2 separate regions of the Mus musculus genome follow, and region 1 is linked to region 2. The links are chromatin loops, found by intact Hi-C in ENCODE. Cell type or tissue: left cerebral cortex. All regions are shown on one strand. Links, peaks and the distances in the headings refer to the core of each region. The heading gives the core; the rest is flanking DNA.

Region 1 (10,347 bases), core at 1,058-9,057, 61 kb after region 2:
ACACTGCTGGTATATGTATGTGTATGGGGTGTTTTACCTGCGTGTGTGTCTGTGTGTGCAGTACCTACTGAGGCCAGATGGTGTCCCCTGGAACTTAAGTTGCAGATGGCTGTGAGCTGCCATTCGATACTGGGAATCAAAGCCAGATTCTCTGGAGGAGCAGCCAGTGGACTCACCTACTACACTATCCTCTAGACCCTACAGGGTTTCTATGTGTAGTCACCTTGGTCCTGGAACTGGCTCTGTAAACAAGGCTGGCCTTATACTCACAGATCTGCCTGTCTCTGCCTCAGTGCTGTGATTAAATGTGTGCACCACCACTACTTGGCTCAGGCCCTACTTCTCATTTTAAGTTGCTCGAGCTGGTTTTGAACTTCTCTATAACACAAGGTGGTTTTTTAAAATTGTTATTAATATATTTATTACATATATGTATGCATGTGTGTGGGTGCAAATACCATGGTATGCTTGTAGCAGTCAGAGGACAACTGTAGGAGTCGGTTCTCTCCTTCCACCATGCGATTCCAGGATCTGAACCCATGTCAGGTTGGCAGCAAGTGTCTCTACCTCCTGAGCTATGCAGTCAGGCCCAGGCTGACTGTGGACTTGAAGTCCCCCTGTCTCAGTCTCTGGAATAGCTGGCATGACAGGCCTGCGCTCTAGTCGGGGTTCTGTTTGCATTTCTTGCCTGACTTGTATCAAGCCACAAAGACAGCTGTCCTCATCTGTGAGGACAGCCCTGCCCTGCCAGAGGTATCATCTCCCCCGGCTCTTCTCTAGGGTCCTACAGCGCGGTACCTTTCCTTCCCCAAACCCAACAGAAATTCTCTTTGCCAATCCTTCAAAACTGCCCTAAAGCCTGACCAATCCCTTTATTTCGTTTGGATTATTCATGTGTAGGACTAAGTATGTGAATGTGCATGCCCTTGGAGACCATAAGACGGTGTGAAGTCCCACAGAGCTAGAGTTACAGGCATTTCTAAGCCAACTGATGTGGGAACCAAACGTTGGTTCTCTGCAAGTATTTTTAACTGCTGAGCCACCTCTCCAGCCCCCTTGGGGTTGGTTTCTGTTTTGTTTTGTTTTTTTGAGCCAAGTCTTGCTATGGCGCCCAGACTGTCCTTAAACTCACCATCCTGGTGCTGTGGCCTTCCAAATGCTACTCTGACAGTGTGCAACTCCAGCCCCTTGCTTCTGCTCCCATCTGAGCAGTCCTGTTCTCACACTTGCCCTAGAGGTCTGTGCTACCGTTGCTTTGGTTCCCCACTGCCATCCTAACTTCACACTGCAGACAGAGCAATCATTCAACAGTTTAGACTTTCTCCTTGATGCATGGTCTTGTCTAAGCTAACCTGAGACTCACCAGCCTCCTTTCAGCCCCACCATGCCTGGTTCTAGAGGAATCCAGTGAATCACCTCCTGCCTCTGCTCAAAAGCATCCTATAGCTCTCAGTTTAGCCACGGAAAAGCTACAGTGGTGCTCAGAGCCCTTCAGCCTCCATGTCTCCTCAGTCCTCACTCAGGTACAATGCTTGCATGTACTTGGCCTAAGCATGCTCCAACTGCAACACCTCTGAACACTTTACCTCCCTGCATGGACCCTGCTCCTCTCACACCCAGGACTTACGACCTTTCCAGTCCTGATACTGTCCACAGGGCCAGCCATGGCAGACCAGCCTGTGTTCCCTTCTGCTACTCTATCTCTCTTAAGGAACAGATGCCCAAACAACATGAAGTTTTGGGGTTTTTTTGTTTTGTTTTGGTTTTGTCTTTGTGGTGCTAGGGATGGAACCCAGGACCTTGTTCATCCTAGGTAGATGCTCTATCATCAAGCTATGCCCTCAGCCCTTCACTGAGATGCTGGGCACATATGCTCTACTGCTGGACACCAGCCCCAGCTCCAAGGCTAGCAATTCTACAGAGCTGTAAGCCCAGTGTCTCAAATAGGGACTTTTATACAGGAGGAATCAAATAGTATTCATCATATAAACAAGTCATCTTATCTCCGCGGGTGACATCCTATTAGAAATGGAGGTAGCCAAAGGGACTAAGTGGGGTGCAGAGGGTCACCCATCAGTAGTTAACAGATAAACCACACCCATTTTTAACAGATACCCATGCCAAAGTCTACAACCCTTCCTAGCTCCGCCTCTTTTCACCGGGTCTGAAGCATCTCCCAGGTAAGGGAGCACACAGCTTCCCACTGTCCTTTTGCTGACACCTACTGAACTCAACATCCCCCCCCCCCCGCCCCCGAGCAGCTTGGAGGAGTCCTTCTTTAGATGTTAGCCAATGCCAACAGCAGCTACAAGGACCTGGCCTAGGACCTCACCCCACATCAGCCCAGCCACCCCTCATTAAGAAGCCATCAGCAGCCTCTCCTGACAGGAATAAACTGAGAGGTGAGGTCCCTCGTTCAAGGTCACCCAGTGACAGAGTTCTGTAACACAAAGCCAGCTCTGGCTGACCACATCTACTCATGGACCCTCTGAAGGGTCCTGACAGCTCCACACAGAGCATCTACTCCCTGGAGTTGAGAGCTGACCAGCAGCCAGGCCAGGCCATTGTTACAACCCTTCCTAGAAGGGACTATGGTCCTCATATTGCTGTAATAAGCCAAAAAAGGCTTGGATCCAGGCCTGCCTTGTTCCCTTCCTCAGGGTACAAACTTCCCCTCCCCCAGCTTGATAGAGCTCTTCTCACAGAGCATTAAGATACCTTGCTTCCATCATAAACACTCACTCTGTGATACCTTCCCAGAGCCTGCTGGTATCTTAGGTTCCCCAAGACTTTATACTATAGTCCCTTATTTTTTACATGTAGCCTCTTCAATGCTGTCCTTGTTTGGGGGTGGGGGATTAGGGGGACGTTAGCTGTTTCAGACAGGGTCTCTCTGTGTAACCCTGGCTGTCATGGACTCACAGAGATCATCAGCCTACCTGTGTCTCAGAGGTAGTAGGATTAAAGGCCTGCACAAGTACACCTGGTGCCTTCCATGTCTTTTACACAATCTTCCATGTAGAGTCTTTTCATACATCATCCTCTGGTCCTCTGTCCCTTACCTCTTCATCTCTGGTCCTTCTGCTGTCCCCCCAACCTTATCATCTCTAGTTTCTCTGCTATGTCCTCACCTTATCATCTGGGGGCCCTATGGTGTTGTTCCTACCCTATCATCTCTGCTTCCTCTGCAGTTTCCCCACTTCCATCACTGATCCCTCTGCTGTCCCCCACCTTATCTTCTCTATCCTTCTGCTGTCACCCCATTTCTATTTCTGATTCCTCTGGTATCTCCCCACTTCATCATCTCTGGTTACCCTGATCCCCCCCCCCCCCCACACACACACACACACTTTATCATCTCGAGTCCCTCTGCTGTCTTCCCACTTTATTATATCTGGTCTTTCTGCTGTCCCCAATTATATCATCTCTGGTTCCTGGGCAGTTCCCCAACTTCTGGCCCCTGGCCCTAGGTGGTTGCCCGCCTCCCATCTCTTCTGCGTCCCTGATTTCCTCCATCTAGGCTCGAGATGGCACTGAATGACCTACCTAACCCGTTGCCCTATTCCCTCCACCTCCTCCCGCCACGTCCGCCCGCGCCATCCTGGTCCTTCCCGGGAGGACACCCCCGCGCTTCCCTGCTCCCTCCGCCCGGTCGCCGCGTGACCCCCGGGCCCCGGTCATGAGCTCACAGTTCCGGATGTCGGAGATGAACACGGCGAGCCCACGCATGCCATCGCCTTTGGATACAGCCGGCATGATGGCGGAGGGCTCGGCTCCAAGCCTGGCCGAACGGGCGCGGGGCTGGCTGGCGGCACCGGGCGGAAAGGACCCCAGACGGCGCCGAGGAGCCGGCCGGGGGAGGGCGGGCTAGCGGCGGGCTGGCTGCAGGCCGACGCCCCGCCTCAGACCCGCCCCTACGGATTGTCATCCGGGAACGTACGCCACTTGTTAGCTGAGAGCCCTGCCGCTCACAATAGAACGCCCGCCCTCCTCTCTCTCTGATTGGCTAAATAGTAAAGACACCAGGTGATGATTGGTGCAGTACCGGGCTATTTCCGTTCGGAGCAGGGAGGCAGGGGGCGTTGCCCTAGAGACGGGGGAGTTCGATGACACACTCTGGGACCGCCCCCTGAACGGCCGAGACCAACGCTAATTGGATGGACTACCAGCTCCGCGCCAGTAGGGCGGGATGTAAGAGGCCGAAGGAGGCGGAACTTCGGGAAAAGAAGACCAATGGGTGAGGAGATTGCTCTTCGCAAGGCTCTGCCGATTCGCCGGAAGCGTCATACTTCCGCCCTCGAAGGGGCGGTTGTGGGGGGCGGGCAAAAGGGCGACGATCCGTAGAGAAGGAAGGAGAAAGAAGCCCTGTCAGTTAGCTGAACTGCGATAGGTGGAGCGATGCCTGCAATTCCCTGCTGCAGAGAGGGGCTGGGCGAGGCGGTAGACCGTGAGGTGTCCACTACGCAGGCGCCTCCCTCTTCCCAGTCGGTCTCCACTCCCGAGCCCCGGCCTCGGGAGCATTCCCTTCCCTAAAAACAACGCCTGGAAATTTGACTTGTCTGCAAACCTCTTATCCATGAGAGGAGGGACTGCCGGTTAAGGATTGTTACCATAGACACTGAGGTCCAAAGAGATTGAGTGGCTTCCCCAAGACTACAGCTCAAAAATGGAAAACTGGGATTACTATTTTGGTTTTTAAACATTTTTCAATATAGGTTACTCTTTTTTCCTCCCTAAACCCCAGTACCGAAGACAATCTGCCTATAATGGTCATAAGATCAAAATTGCTTCCTCCATCAGTTCTGGAGAACCACTCAAGGAAAAGCCAGTTAAAGCCACAGCTGAGGACTGGGTCAGTTTGTTTTGCTTCCGACTCCCTAGGTTCTATGGTTCACTAGTTGCAGGGAAGTCAAAGCCCCCAGAACACCAATGCCCGGGGTTATTGAGAAATTTGGGGCAAAGGGACTTGGGAGAGTCCATGTCTATTATCCCCATGAACAAAACGGCACCCCTGACAGGCTTTTCTAATTTGACACCCCCAGAATGGGTCTAGAAGGTAGTTATGTCCTGGGACCTAGGAAGAGGCAGCACTGAGTCCTTGTGAATAGAAGGTAGTGTTCTGTGAGTTTGAGGCCAGCCTGATCTATGTAAACAGCTCCAGGATAGCCAGGACTACATGGAGAGTCCCTGTCTCAAAAACAGAAAAGGTTAAGGATGTAACGTTTAATCCCCCAGTGAGAGAATGGGTGTATGTGTGGCTCAGAGGTAGAGCCTCTGCCTAGAACTCCCCAGTGAGGGGCTGGGGTGTGGCTCAGATATAAACCTCCTGCCTTGAATCCCCCAGTGAGGGACTGAGTCCTGTTTCAGTGGACGAGTACTTGACTATTACATCCAAATGCTGAGTTCAATCCTCAGCACTGGAAAAAAAAAAAAGTCACAAAATCAGATGTCTATTTCCTAAAGAGTTTCTAAGTATTAGAGACTTCATAAAATACTTAAGGATACAGCTTGCAAGAGATGTTTGGACTAATCGTCCTAGGAGGGATGTGAAGAGGAGACATAAAATGTAGCAAGAATATATACAAAGTCTGTCTCCAATTAGCCTATCTTCCTATTCGCTGCTTCTCTGCTCCTGTAGCCTGGTAAGGACAAGAGGAGTTATTGAGCTCTGGGTGAAAAGAAAAGCCTTTAATTCCAGGCCCCTCACACACAGATGGGAACCTCATTGTTCCCCTACATGTCCAGGCTGTTTGTGTAGCTGTTGTTCTGATATTGCTTGTTTGTTTTGAAACAGAGACACACTATGTACACCAGACTGGCCTGGAATCACAGAGATTCTCCCACCTCTGACTCCATACGGTTAGGATTAATGGTGTGTGCCACTATGCCCAGTTCACAGGCTTTTGGCTTTGGTTTTGTTGTTGTTGTCGTTGTTGTTTTTAAGGTTTATTGTTTTATGTATACAGCATTCTGCCTACATGTATGCCTGCAGGCCAGAAGAGGGCACCAGATCTCATGATGGATGAGAGTTGAACTGGGATTTGAACTCAGGACCTCTGTTAGAGCAGACAGTGCTCTTAACCTCTGAGCCATCTCTCCAGCCCTCACAGGTTTATTTTTAAGTCCAGACCTAAAGCGAAAGCTTTCTGAAATGCAGCAAATATCAGGGGAAGGAACTCAGACTGTCTTCTGCCAAACCCAGCAGTGTCATCTGTGGGAAGCACAGCTTAGAGTAAGCATTGGAGAAACCAGACCTGTTTTCTTCAACAAACGGAAAGGAATGGTTTCTGGCTACTTGGTCCCTCCAATCTCTTGAGTTTTATCTATCAGTGGCTAGAACACATCCCTTTGAAAGAGACCCCATGGACTTGGCCTCTTCCACAGTCAGAGTCTGTCACAGATCCTTCCTCTAGGAGGTGCCTGTCTTTGGCTACTTTGTAAGTTCTTCTTTCTTCCACCCTTCTCCACCACTTTTCTGCCCACAAGACAAGAGAAAAAAAGGATAAAGAGGAAAGGAAAAAATTCCTGAATAAAGTTAGGGGTAGGAAAGAGGGCGTAAGTTTCTTGAAGCAAGTTTGATTTTCGTCATCAGGATATTTAACTTCATCTTCTTATTTCTTCTTTGCACCCGACTACTTAGCAAACCATAACGAACAACAACAGCAACCAACAACCCCCCAACCACCCACACTAGCTCTCAGGCCCTAGCATTTATATACCCTCTAAAAAGTCCCCAGAATTCCATACATCATGCACTCACAGAAACAGCACGAGGCAAATCATAGTCAGCTGCTGTGGACAATGTGAAGCAATCCATATCCCGCACCCAGCATTAAAACAAAAAATTTAATTCTTATATTTCTGTTTTGTTTTGTTTTGTTTTTAAGAAACCAAAGTTCCAAAATTCTCTCTACTTTTCTCCCTTTCTGTTTTAACCCATGAATTAGGCTGTGTGTAACAGGTAACTTTAAACAGAGGCATTTTCAATGAAACAAGCACTTTTCAAAGCAGTGGCCAAGGTTTTCAGGAATCTCTCCTGCTCAGCTGTAGTCTTTGTCAGTTTTGATGGTATCCAGAGCTTTTCGTTGCCTATGGATACAAACATTCTGCATCCCAAAGGCAAAACTTTCCCTTCCAGTCTGATGTTGACACATCCTTAGAGTATATAGACTGATCTAATTCCAGCTCTTCTATAGCCCAGAGTCTCATGGCTGCTGTTGTTCCTTGCTCATTAACACTCAGGAAATTTAAAGTTAACACAGCACTATTTAATCTATCCCTATCTCTAGGAGTCTCTATTCTTCCTTTTTCTTTTGTAAGCATTTCTTTTAAGGTATGATTAGAACTTTCTACAACTGCTTGCCCTGTAGGATTGTGTGGTATACCTGCAGTGTGCTCTATATTATAATATGCAAAAAATGACTTCACCTTACTGGAAACCGATGCACGGCATTGCCACTCTTGATTTGCACAGGTATACCCATAAGTAGCCATTGCTTCCAGGACAATTACAGAACAAGCCTTTGCAGAACACAAAGCAGCCGCCCGTTGAAATCCCGAGTATGTAGCAATGGTATGGTGTCCAAACTTTAGTTTTCCAAATTCTGCAAAATGAAACACAACCATCTTCTATATTTCATTTCTTTTGGTACCCCTACGGTTACTTCTCAAAGGTAATAGAGTTTGGTTGTACAAAGAACAAGCAGGACATTTTCTTATAAATTTTTTGGCTTGTTGCTAAGTGATACACAATTTTTTTCCTTAAACCTTTTTGATGTTAACATGGTGGTTTTCATAAAAATTTGAGGCTTCTTTTTTCTTTTTCTTTTGTTTTTTGTTTTTTGTTTGTTTGTTTGTTTTTAGAGACAGGGTTTCTCTGTATAGCCCTGGCTGTCCTGGAACTCACTTTGTAGACCAGGCTGGCCTCGAACTCAGAAATCCGCCTGCCTCTGCCTCCCAAGTGCTGGGACTAAAGGCAAGCAATACCACCACCCGGCAAATTTGAGGCTTTTAATACATTTCCTATTAATAATTAGCCAATCTCTTCACTTCCTTGTGCTAATAGAACTGGCAAGCATGTATGAGACTGAATATGAGCGATATGTAATGGATAGTTTCAATTTCTGATTGCTTATTGTAGCAGGGTAGATAGAATAAGACTATGTCAATTGTTGGGAACAGACCTGGCAGAAATTGTAATACCTGCTGAGATTATGTGACTATGGATAACCAATGAAAATTGGTGCTAGGTGGTGGTGGAACACGCCTTTAGTCCCAGCACTTGGGAGGCAGAGGCAGGCAGATTTCTGAGTTCGAAGCCAGCCTGGCCTCAGAGTGAGTTCCAGGACAGCCAGGGCTATACAGAGAAACCCTGTCTCGAAAAACAAACAAACAAACAAACAAATAAATAAATAAAGTATCTGCAACATAATCAGCCAACAAAATATTATCCATGTAATGATAAATAATGGGTTGAGGAAATTGCCTACAAATTATTTCTAGCAGTTGTTACATAAAATATTGACATAGGAATATGTAACATTCCTTGTGGGAAAACTTTCCACTCATATCTTTTTATAGGTTGAGCATTATTATGGGAAGGTACTGTGAATACATACATTTCCCTATCCTGCATTTGCAAGAAGATAGTTAAAAAAAAATTAAATCAATTACTATCACAGGCCATGACTTAGGTAATAAAGAAAGTAAAGGACTCCCAGGCTGTAACAGACCCATTGATTGGCTTACCCTATTCACTGCTCTTCAGTCTGTTCACATTATCCTTTCCCATGATTTCTTTTTTGTAACAAATACAGGGGGATTCCATGGGTTGGTAGACTCTTCTATATGTTGAGACTCCAGCTGCTCTTGTACCAACTGTTCAATTGCCTGTAATTTTTCCTTAGGTAAGGGCCACTGATCTACCCACACAGGTTTGTCAGTCAACTGTTTTAAGGGTAGAGCCCTTGGTACTTTAGTACCACCCCCATTATAAATTGGAAACTCAGTCTCTATCATGTCCTGTGTTGGACAATTGGCACAGGCACAGCCTGGATTGGTTTTTGATGACATATATCAATATCTTCTCCAGGAGCATCTACCATGTCAGCCCTTATTTCATCATGGGATTGCAGGAATGTTAATCTCAGTGTCCCACTGTTGTAAAAGATCCCTTCCCCTTATATCTGTGGATATGTCAACCGCATAATGTCTTCTTTTTTAAAAAAAGATTTTATTTATTTATTTAATGTGTGTGAGTACACAGTCTCTGTGTTCAGACATACCAGAAGAGGGCATCAGATCTCATTATAGATGGTTGTGAGCCACTACGTGGTGGCTGAGAATTGAACTCAGAAATTCTAGGAAGAACAGTCAGTGCTCTTAGCCAGTGAGCCATCTCTCCAACACCACATAATGTCTTAACTTTTCTGTTTGGCCTTCCAGTCCCACACATTTAACCCATCACACACTTTGTTTTACCTGAGATAGCTCTCCAATTTTTAAGAACTGGGTATAGGGCTGGAGAAATGGCTCAGTGTTTAAGAACTCTGACTGCTCTTCTGAAGATCCTGAGTTCAAATCCTGACAACCACATGGTCCTGAGTTCAAATCCTAGCAACCACATGGTGGCTCACAACCATCTGTAATGAGATCTGACGCCCTCCTCTGGTGTGTCTGAAGACAGCTACAGTGTACTTACATATAATAATAAATTAATTTAAAAAAAAAAAGAACTGGGTATAAAGCCGGGCGGTGGTGGCGCACACCTTTAATCCCAGCACTTGGGAGGCAGAGGCAGGTGGATTTCTGAGTTTGAGGCCAGCCTGGTCTACAAAGTGAGTTCTAGGACAGCCAGGGTTACACAGAGAAACCCTGTCTCAAAAAACAAAACAAACAAAAAAACAAACAAAAAGGAACTGGGTAAAACTTTTGAAGTTGCAATTCTGAATTACAAAGTTTTTGTGAGATGATCAGCTCCTGTATCCACCAAGTCTTCTATTTCAATATCATTTACTTGCAATTTCAATTCTGGTCTCTGATCACTAACTATTGTTTGCAAGGACGCACATTTTCTAGGACTTTGAAACCCTTTGTTCTTTCCACAGGCACAGCTTTGCCTTTGATGTAGGGAAACAGTAGCAGCTGAGCAATATTATCCCCTGTGTTAAACTGCAGCTCTCTTTTCACATAGGCCATAATGGTCATTTCTCCTTTGACATCTTCATAATCTTCATCTATAATTCCTGGATGCACAACGCATCCTTTTTTTTTTCCTTAAAAAATTATTTATTTATTTTATGTATATAAGTACATTGTAGCTGTCTTCAGACACACCAGTAGAGGGCA
Region 2 (10,347 bases), core at 1,506-9,505:
CGGGCAGGGCCCTCTCCACTGGGGCCTATCTGGTACAGCAAGTGTCTCCAAGGACTGACAAGCCCGCTGCCTCAGTTCTCCAGTGGAGGCCATACTCCGGGCATGAGGACCGGGTGGGATGGTGCATGCAAACACACAGGAGGCCCTGGGGTATAAGGGTACAGGACATCCTAGCTGCATAGGTGTGGCAGAGGCCCCACCACAGCTTCCACAAGCAGCTGCATTAGTCTGTCTCCTTGGCTGCTGCCCTCCACTCACGAAGCCATTGTCCATGATCCGGCAAAGGCTCTTCAGAGTCTCCATGTCCTTAGTGAAGTGGAACTGTACCAGGCGTGAATTCCGGAACAGTGGCACGAGGGTGGTCTGGGGGAAGGCCAAGGGCTTCTTTATGGAACCCTAGCTTGCTGGGGAAGCCAGGCAGCCCTCTGCACCAGCCCACCACAGGGTCTTTGGCCCACCCCCAGCCTGGCATCCCCTGACCCCTCACCAGCAACTGCTGCGGAATGAGCTGCATGAAGAGCCTCCGAGGCCACTGGTCTGTTCTCCTGCCACACAAGACAGCAGGCATCAGTCAGCAGTCCTCCCCCAGGGGGCCGGCACTGCCAATGCGCCCACCCGGCGGCACCCCGGCACTCACAGGATCTCCCCTTGGTTCACATAGACGTGGGATGGCAGCCACCTCTTGGACCGGCTGTTGGGCTCAGGCCTGGGCTTTGGGGCAGAGCGAGAAGGCACTTCAGGGGAGGGCAGCTTAGGGCCAACAGCCCACACAGCCCCCGGCAGCTCACCTCCTGCCACTCCATGACACCACTCCATGCCAAGAATTTGTTGTTGACAATCTGAACAGGTCCAGAGTGTACACCCCCGGGGCCCACGGCCTATGGACAGGAAACCACCATGCGGTCAGCAGCTTTCACTCACAATTCCCCACTAGCCAGCTGCAGCCATGACTTCAAACCCCACCTTCCCTGCCTGCATTCTGTGCTCTCAAGTGGCCCGAGACAAGTCCCATCCCCCAGGTGGTACAGAGGACCACAGCTGCCTAAGCAAGTAACAGGTTTCTAAGAAAGATGTCATCAACACTGTGACCCTCCAGAGACTCTGGGCCTCTTGCCAAACCTGCCACCCCACTCCTGCCCTGCCTCTACACCCAGGCCCCACCCTCTAGTTCTGCCCCTCTGAAGCCTATAAAGCTATGTTTCCCTCGAGCCCATTTGGGTATGGCACTGCCTCGTCACAGCTCCTCCCCAGGCGCCAACTCAGCCTTGATGCCACATTCCACACCAGTGGGAGGCAGTGGGTCTACCAAGGGTAGGAGCAGGAGCAGGCTACCCTCAGCTGGCACACCTGTTTGCGGGTGGTGATGACCTGTCGTATGGCGTTGACGAAGCCGCTCTGGTCGTAGGGGATGAGGCCCATGAAGATCTTCTTCTTAGACGAGTACAGGAGCATGAGCACGCGCACCTCGCAAGGAGAAATGTGGGGGAAGAGCATGCAGCCTGCCTGTGGGGGACAGGGCTGCAGGTCAGCGGCCTGGGCCTCCACACTCAACATCTTACTGCCTGGGGAGGCCCCGACTCACCAAAACACAAGCAAGGCTTGCCCCAGAGCAGGTGAGCTGCTCTTGGCCACCTAAGCACCTGATGACTTTCTAAGGCAGGGATAGGTGTGAGCCAAGGACCCTGTATGGCTGTGTCCCTTCCTTCTCTACCAACCCCAGCCCTGCTACTGGCTTAGAGCAGCTCCAGAGGGCTGAAGAGAAGGCTTGGGAGTGAGAACTGGCTGCTCCCTTTGGACGACCAAGGTTTGGTACCCACCCACATGGCAATTCACAACCTTGCATTCAATCCCATGGGATCTGACAGCCTCTTCTGGGCTCTGCGGCACCAGGCACACATGATACACACATACCATTTAAAAAAGAAAAAAAATCCTCAAATTTTTAAAGAGTAGGTGGTAGGCCAGGCTGCTGTGCCACCCAAGGCAAGCCACTTAGGAGCCCAGTTTCCCCATCTGTAAGACACTCCAACAGCATACATAGGGACAGCTATGACTACCTAACAGTAGCTAAGGTGCCAGGCCCTCTTCAGTGGGAAGACAGCATTTGTAGGCTAGCCTGTCCTGCCAGGATACAGAAGCACCTCTACCTAGCAGGCCAGCCTTTTGGACTGATTCTCCAGACCCTGGGCCCAGCTCTGGGATACTACTCCGGAAGAGCTGCTGCTGGCACGAGGTTGCAGCCATGCTACGTCTGTGGGGCCCAGAAAAGGGACAAGTCCTTGGAGGCTGCCAAGTAGGAGGAGTAGACCAGCCCAAGGCAGAGCAGGGGTTGAGCCTGGAGTCCAGTCGTCTGCATGCATGGGCCGGTGACTTCCTCTCACCCTATACCGCCACCTGCTGCAGTCCAGTGACCTCACACTGGCTCCACAGAAGTAGAGGCTGGCTACCAGACGACACCACCACCCCACACATGGGGCCCTGAGAAGCAAAGCCTGCTGGGTTCCACTTCCCAGCAGGACACAAGGGCAGCATGCGCTCTGGCCACCACATAGGCTTGTGTGCTGATTCCATTACAGTCCCACCCACCAACGTCCTGGAAATGACCACTCGGAGAGGGACGGGAAGCCTCCCACTACAGGACAGAACTAGGTTCCCCCCCCCACACTGTCCCCCACTCCCACTCACGAAGCCATTGCCCATGATGCGGCAGAGGCCCTTGAGGGAGTCACAGTCTCTGTTGGTGAAGTGGAACTGGGCCAGCTGAGAGTTTCGGAACAGGGGACCCAGTGTGGTCTGTGGATGACAAGTGGAGCCAGTGATCACCGTGAGGCAAGGGTGGGGGAGATTCTGGGGTGGAAGTTTGGCTCTGGGGGCAGGACTTGGGATACATGGGTGGGGCCAGGGTTTGGGGGGGGCAGAGCCCCACTAATCTCACCAGCAGCTGCTGTGGGATGAGCTGCATGATCAACTTCTGGGGCCACTGGTCCGTCTCCCTGCAGTAGGGGGTGCATCAGAAGCCATGCCCTGCATCCTAGGCCGCCCCAGGCTCTGCCCACTCCCACACTCACAGGTTCTCGCCCTGGTTCACATAGGCCTGGCAGGGCAGGGTGCGTTTCAGCTTGGCTGTGGAGTCCGAGAAGGGTCTACGCTTCTGCGGGTGGGCGGGTGGGGAGACTCAGCAAAGTGCCCGGGCCCCTCCCCCCCATGCCTTCCACCCACTCAGAGATTTGGGTGGCCCAGCCAGCCTCACCTCCTGCCACTCCAGCACGCCACTCCAGGCCAGCAGTTTGTTGCTGAGCCGGTGCTCGTTCACTGCGAGGCCCCCAAGAGTCAGCCCAGGTGAAGAGGGCCCGATAGGCCCCAGGGCTCCAAAGACTCGAGCACCCTCCTGCAGCAGAGGGGAGAATTCCTAGGTCATTCCAGGTTAGGCGTTTCCGCACATCCTGGAGGGGTCACCCTCAGGTCCAGACTCAAGTCCCTGGGCACACACTTCCGGTCCTGACGCCTTCCCCAGCAGGCCAGACCTCAAAGCTTGACCTTCAGATCAATCTGTCAGAAAACTGTGGGCAGCATCACCCCTAAGAGGAGCCTCCCACAAAGGATAGCCTTCACTGAGGACCGCAATGTGGCAGCAACCAGAAACCAAGTAAATAGAACACCCTGGAGGACAATTGGGGGGCGGGGGAGGGGGGAATCCTAAGGAAGCTAGAGTCTACCTGAACCAAAACGTTTACCTGAATGCATGCTGAACAGTGGTGCCAAACATGGCCACGTGTCCCCTCCTCCACCCCAGGGTGCAAACTAAACTCTTTTTCCGGCCAAAACATTTCCAAAAGACCAGTCGGTCTCCTGGGCCAGTCTCTAACCAGACTAGACACACTCCAGGCCAGAGACCCTTCTGATTGTCACCAACGCATCTCTGCTCTCTGCTAAAGCTCGTGAGTCCTTTATACCCGGTGTGATGACAAACCAGAAAGTTCTCCCGGTGACTTAAGTAGCAGAAGAGCCTAGGTCTTCACTGCTGAGGGGCCTTCCTGATGGTTCTGCAGACCCAAGCCCTCAGGATTACAGCAAATCCGCACACTGGCTGCCTGGGCTGGGTGTGCAGTGAGACACTACAAGTGTCAGCATGTACACCACCACACAGTCGGTGAAAATCAGGCAAACACACTTAGGAACCTAAACAAAATCCAAAACTATTCAAGTGCGGGGTGAGGGATAACCATTAAGAGGCTTGTGTGTTTGCCTGCACCCAAAAACACCTGTATGCCCACAACAGCAGGGAAACAAACTAGGAACATGAAGCCCACTAAGCGCCAAGTTCGTGTTTACGCATGCCTGATTTGCTGTTTGCGCACTGCATGGCCAGAGCCAAGTCACATTTGTAGAAAAGGGACACATATGAGGACCCCAGGAAGGGCTCCCAACACCAAGAGAAAACTTCAAGCCTAGGCTGTACTACAGCGAGGGGTGTGTCTGCGTTCCTCAGGTGATCCAGGCGACAGACCCGCCTCAGCTCCTCGGAGAACAACGTCGTCAGAAGTCTGAAGTGGTCAGTACCACGCCAGGGAATAGCTTACCGCTGGCCAAGCATGCGCAGGTGTGGCCACGAGTCCACCATCACAATGGGGGCAATTTTGTTGCCCCAAGAAAATCTCAATGTTTCTAGAAAGTGCGCGCACGTTTACTGAGTGGACAAAAAGGTGACAACCCCACGAACTTACAGAGCTGAATATTTACCTTAAGCTTTATCTTAAGGCTTAAGGTCTGGGCTAGCTGCGGGGCGGGCGGGTATGCAAATAGAGGGACTGTCCACAATCGCCATCTGGCCCCGGGGGACAACGCCCCCGCGAGCAACAGCTGGGCGCGCGTGTAAGCGCCGGGCTCCTCCACCGGCCGCTTCGCGCATTTCCAGACCCGGAGGCCGAGGACCAACTTTGCAATTGGAAAAACAAGCGTGCACCCCAGGCGCCCCCCGCGCGCGTGTGCAGCCGGCCGCGCAGTCAGCAGTAATTCGAACCCGCCCCGCCTCCGTACCCCGCCCCCCGCCCAGCCCGCCGCGCAACAAAGGGGAGCGCCCAGAGCCGATCAAGGACTGATCCCGGACCCCTGGGTGCGCCCTCCCGCGGGAGGCCCGTGGGCGCTGCGGACAAAGGCGCCCGCCAGGGGAGGGGTGGCGGGGCGGGGCGTGCGTGGAAGGCTCTGGAAACAGGCCGTGGGACTCACCATGGGAGGGGCCGAACGAGCCCGGATCCGCGGTGGCTGCGGGCCTCGAGGACCGCCAGGCCAGGAACGTGAGCGCACGGCGCGGACGACCAGGGGCCGCGGTGGCCGGCCACGACCTCCGAGGGGGCCCCCGGCGCCGGAGCGGTGCGGGGCACGGCGCGGGCGGACCATGGCGGGTGGGAGGCCGTGGGCCTCACGGGGGGCTGCGGGTCCGCCGACCGACAGGCGCGGGCGCGCGGCTTCGGGGAGAAGCGGAGCGGGACCGCGGCGGGGGACGCGCCGCTGAGGGGTCGCCGCGGCCGAACCACTGCAGCGAACAGGGGAGCCCGGCGCCAACCAACGCGAAGCTGGGGGGAGATGCGGGGGGGGTGGGCTGGCGCCTACCAACGTGGAAGAAGAGGGAGAGCCGGGACCAACGCCGGGGAGAGGAGGAGCCGGCGCTAACCAACAGACTATGGAGCTGGGGAGCCAGCGCTGACAAACAGGGATGGAGGACTGTAAGGGGGTGTGGCTGGAGCAAACCAAGAAGGTCAGGGAGGGAGGGTTTCAGACTTGGAAATGACAAGAGAGAAACTGTGCTACAAGAGTTCGAGCTGGTGAGACAATACCAAGTCCTCACTGCTGGAGGGACAGAAGGCGGTAGACAGGATAATGGGTGGCGCGACGGAACCTACCACCAGACTGAGGGGTAGATGTAGGAACCAGGCGTTCTTGCCTCTTGGAGGCGGTGACGTGGCAAGGTGGCTAAAAGACTACAACTTCCAGCGGGTCTCTCGCAGCCTGGGCGTGACCAGCATAGCTGCTGGCCCATTTGTCCAGGGTCTGCCCACTGTTGCTTGGGCCTTCTAGCAGTTGCCTTACCCAGATCACGTTCTTGATCTGAAAGGACTGTGCAGTGGCATTTCTTGCTTCCGTTTGTTTTTAACCTGTGATACTATCCAGCCTTAGATTATCTGCGCTCGATGTAAGTGGCGTTGTGTTTACGCAGTGTTAGCTTATGCACCCAGGCTGACCTCGAACTCCTAAGCCTTCTGTCTTCACCTTTAATTGGGTGTGCACTACTACACGTGGCTGTTAAACTATATATAGGGTGCTGAGGTTTGAATTTATAGCCTCTTGCATGCGAGAAGTTCCCTCCTGCCTTCTTTTAAACTAGAAAACCTATTTGGACTATACTTTGTTCTTCCTTGCTGATTCATACACTACTTTAACCAAATTATATCAGGCCCCTGACAGCACACCCAAGCTATGATGCCTGTCACCTGGAGCAAATGTCCTGGCAGTAGGCTGGCTTTTTAAAAATCTCGTGTTTTATAATTGATTTAAAAAGCTAAACTGGAAGGTGAGCAGCAAGAGAGGTCACCTGGTCCTTGTCTGCCACCAAGCCTGACAACCTGGGTTCAATTTCCCTAAACCCTATGGTGGGAGGAGCAAAGAGACCCTTACAAAGTGCTCCCTGAGCCCCACACAAGTCCTGTGTCACATGTGCACATAATTCAGAGTCTGCTTGCACTTCAAAGTGAGCTCAAAACCTGATTGGGCAACTGACTTAATACGACAGCCTTGTCTCATAATTAATAAACAATAATAATAGAGATTGAGTAGTGACACTAGGCATTAATTAAAAGGTACGGGAAGCCGGGCGTGATGGCACACGCCTTTAATCCCAGCACTCGGGAGGCAGAGACAGGCGGATTTCTGAGTTTGAAGCCAGCCTGGTCTACAGAGTGAGTTCCAGGACAGCCAGGGCTACACAGAGAAACCCTGTCTCGAAAAACCAACCAACCAAAAAAAAAAAAAAAAAAAAAGGTAAGGGAAAAGGGTCACACCAACTTCATGAGATTGAAGCCAGCCTGGTCTACATAAAAGTCTCCATAGCAACAACAGTAAGGAATCCAGGCAGAGCCCAAAGCCCACTAGTGGAGCAGGTTGGCTGCAAATGAAGTTGATGGCAGCAGTGGCAACAACTGATTTTGAAGCTGAGCCCAAAGGGTTTTGCAGGGCGACAGAGATAAAGGGTGAAGAACAAAGCCAGGACTTCACAACTGTCAAGGGCAAGCAGTTTCTTTTGTTTTTCATGACAGAGTTTGTCTGTGTAGTTCTGGCTAGAACTTGCTCTGTAGACCAGGCTGGCCTTGAACTCACAGCCACCTGCCCCTGCCCAAGTGCTAGAATTAAAAGCATGTACCACCACCTTCCAGACCTACTACAGATTTTATAATCCTTGCAAGTTTGTGGACAGGCAGGGCTAAACATTTGACAGACTGTCTCAAAAATGGGAGGTGCTGCAAAGACGGCTCAGCAATTAAGAACACTGCTCTTCCAGAGGATCCAAGTTGTATTCCAAGTACCCAGTGGCAGCTTCACAAATATGTATGATTCCAGTGCCAAGGGATCAGATGCCCTCTTTGGGCCTCTACAGGCACCAAGCACATACAGACATACATTCAGGCAAAACACCCATAAACATAAAGGAAACATTTAAAATAATTAAAAGAAAGCAAGAGAAAATCAGGTGTAATGGTGTAGTTACAATTTTGGGATTTTTTTTTTAAATTTATTATATGTAGGCACACTGTAGCTGTTTTCAGATACACCAGAAGAGGGCATCAGATCTCATTAGGGATGGTTGTAAGCCACCATGTGGTTGCTGGGATTTGAACTCAGAACCTTCAGAAGAGCAGGCAGTGCTCTTAACCGCTGAGCCATCTCTCCAGCCCAAGATTTTTTTTTTTTAACACTAATACTATGTTTTGTTTTAAACCCAGGTGTGGGATAAGGGGCTGCTTCAGACTGTTCACAGCAGCTATGATTCGATTCCTGCTCTAGCAGAGGCACGGTTTTGCCATCTGCAGCTAGTTTATGTGATTGTGTGCTGTTTGGAATTCTGATGACTTTTCAGAGGGTCTGTAAGTGCTACGACCCCAAGAGGCAGAGTGGGCTGTTGGGTACAGTTTGTTAAGTAGTCATATTCAAAGAGCAACAAGAAAGCAGATGTCCTAGCCAGGCGTGGTGGCACATACCTTTAATCCTAGCACTTGGGAGGCAAAGGCAGGCGGATTTCTGAGTTCGAGGCCAGCCTGGTCGGTCTACAGAGTGAGTTCCAGGACAGTCAGGGCTAAACCGAGAAACCCTGTCTCAAAACAAACAAAAACAAAGAACAAAAAACAAAAACAACAAATAAAGAGATGTCCAGATAGCAAAGATCAAACTTGTCCCAAGGAACTTGAGGTGCCTAATTAGCAGGAAGTACTCTACAGATGCTATGCTAATCCCTTTATGACCCCTAACTTTATTCAGGGATCTTTTCCCTTTTCTCTCTCCTGTCTAGTGGTAAGGGGTTGAAAAGCTGGAATAGAAAGGATGGAGAGAGGTTAAAGGAAGAACCCACAAAGTAGCAGAGAAGAGCAACATAGTGGCACACACCTTGTAATCACTAAGGAGGCAGGGGGTGGGGGAGAGCTCAGAGTTCAAGGCCAGCCTGGTCTTGATTGTTTTCCAGGATAGCCAGAAAGGGTTACCCAGAGAAATCCTGACTCAAATAACAGGCAAAGCAGAGAGCGTGCAGTGAGGTGGCTCAGCAGAATGAAGCAGACTTTGCTGCCCAAATCTGACATGACCTGAGCTGTAATAGCCAAAACATTAGGACTCTAAGTTATCTTCTAACCACACAAACAGAACCACCTCGCGGCAGGGCAGGCTGGAAACCGGGTGGCTGAGTGCTTAACCGGCTTGCAGGGAGCCCTTGGTTCTGTGTGAGCACCACAGAATCAGAGGGGTTGTGCAGGCTTCTAATCCCAGCACTTGAGGAGTCCGGGCAGGAAGATTAGTTCAAGGTCGTCCTCTGCTACATAGAGAGTTCCGAGGCCAGTCTAGACTACATTAGAAAGAAAAAAGGTCTCAAAAGAAAAAAGGGGTCTCACCATGGAAATTGTGCAGTCCTGGGTGAACAAGAGTAGATAAGATCACAAAGAATGTGTGTTGTGTGTAAACATGATCTGGGTCATTCTGTCCGTGTAGCAATGGCCATGAGGGACAAGGAGCAAAGACGGGCATGGCCAGCTTTCCGCTAGAACACAGCCTGGATTTAAAGACTCCACCAGAAGATAAGGAATTGTAGGTACCCCAGGGCTCCCCCATTAACCTGTGTGTGAGCACCCCTCAACAACAGCACTGAGGAGAAAAGCCTGGTTCAAATCTCCTCAGCCCCCCCTGCTCCAGCCCTCAGGAGTCCTAACAGCCTCACTGTTCTAATCAAAACCCTAAACAAAGACCTAGGAAGACTCGGTCCTCGTGGGCCTCATTCTTCTGTTCCTTTAAGACAAGATCTCATCCTCCCAAGTGTAATTGCAAGCCAGCATCACCATGGCCAGCTCAGTCTCCCTTTATTCAGCATGAAACCCTGACGTCTCATTAAACTGTTAAAGGGTTCTTCAGGGGAGGCTGGCTGTTTGACCCAGCTGGTAAAGGTGCCGGCTGCCAAGCCTGAGGACCCAAGTTAGAGACCCCGAAGCCCTCTGACCTCCACATGCATCTTGGCACACAACCAAAAAAACCAAAACAAAACAAAGACAGACGGGCTGGAGAGATGGCACAGCAGTTAAGAGCACTGACTGCTCTTCCAGAGGTCCTGAGTTCAATTCCCAGCAACCACATGATGGCTCACAACCATCTATAATGGGATCTTATGCCCTTTTCTGGTGTGTCTGAAGACAGCTACAGTGTATGCATATACATAAATCTTAAAAAAAAAAGAAGAAGAAGAATGAAAAAGACACAATGGTAAACAAAAGAATCCACCCTGGATCTCGGTCTCGGCTTAATGGCCTTCCACCTTGAGCTGACAGTAACAGGAGTCCCATGCTGCTGCTGGCCACGCCTCTGTCCCTTCCAAAGCCCCTTGGGCCAGGTGTTTTTGAACCACTTTACACACATCCTCATGGAGGGAATGTACCTGCTAATCTGAGAGGGGATCGCAGTCCTACAGTCTACCCCAGATGCTGGCAATGAGAGCGAAGCTAGCCTTGCACAGATATGCCCTAGAGCTGGCACCACTGGAGGGAGAGCCGTGCCTGGTCAACAGCAGCTTTTGTTTTATTTTTTTCTCTTAGAAATGATCGC

The links. A loop is a pair of places that touch in the nucleus more often than their neighbours do. Peaks named below come from ENCODE experiments on the same cell type or tissue, not always from the same donor. Only the 100,000 strongest peaks of a DNase experiment are listed, where the experiment ranks them.
Region 1: it touches region 2 in a loop (4-fold over the local background); 1 of 42 quality-filtered maps calls a loop at or near these places.

The regions. Positions count from the first base shown.
Region 1 is chr7:44,925,591-44,935,937 of GRCm38, forward strand. Ap2a1 (adaptor-related protein complex 2, alpha 1 subunit) reads right to left here and starts at 3,900. Exons shown (of 24, transcript NM_007458.2): 1 at 3,690-3,900. The coding sequence starts at 3,756. It also overlaps a transcript of Tsks not described here. In left cerebral cortex, for the core only: CTCF peaks have their summits at 4,169 and 5,988 (motif pointing right); a DNase peak (open chromatin) is centred at 4,154; H3K4me3 peaks cover 2,850 bases; H3K27ac peaks cover 2,697 bases.
Region 2 is chr7:44,864,125-44,874,471 of GRCm38, forward strand. Ptov1 (prostate tumor over expressed gene 1) reads right to left here and starts at 5,544. Exons shown (of 12, transcript NM_133949.2): 1 at 5,227-5,544; 2 at 3,251-3,388; 3 at 3,069-3,151; 4 at 2,936-2,993; 5 at 2,686-2,793; 6 at 1,348-1,503; 7 at 789-878; 8 at 638-711; 9 at 488-545; 10 at 259-363. The coding sequence starts at 5,397. It also overlaps a transcript of Pnkp not described here. In left cerebral cortex, for the core only: CTCF peaks have their summits at 2,432 (motif pointing left), 4,909, 5,112 and 7,810 (motif pointing right); DNase peaks (open chromatin) are centred at 2,327, 4,490, 5,016 and 5,838; H3K4me3 peaks cover 3,731 bases; H3K27ac peaks cover 4,083 bases.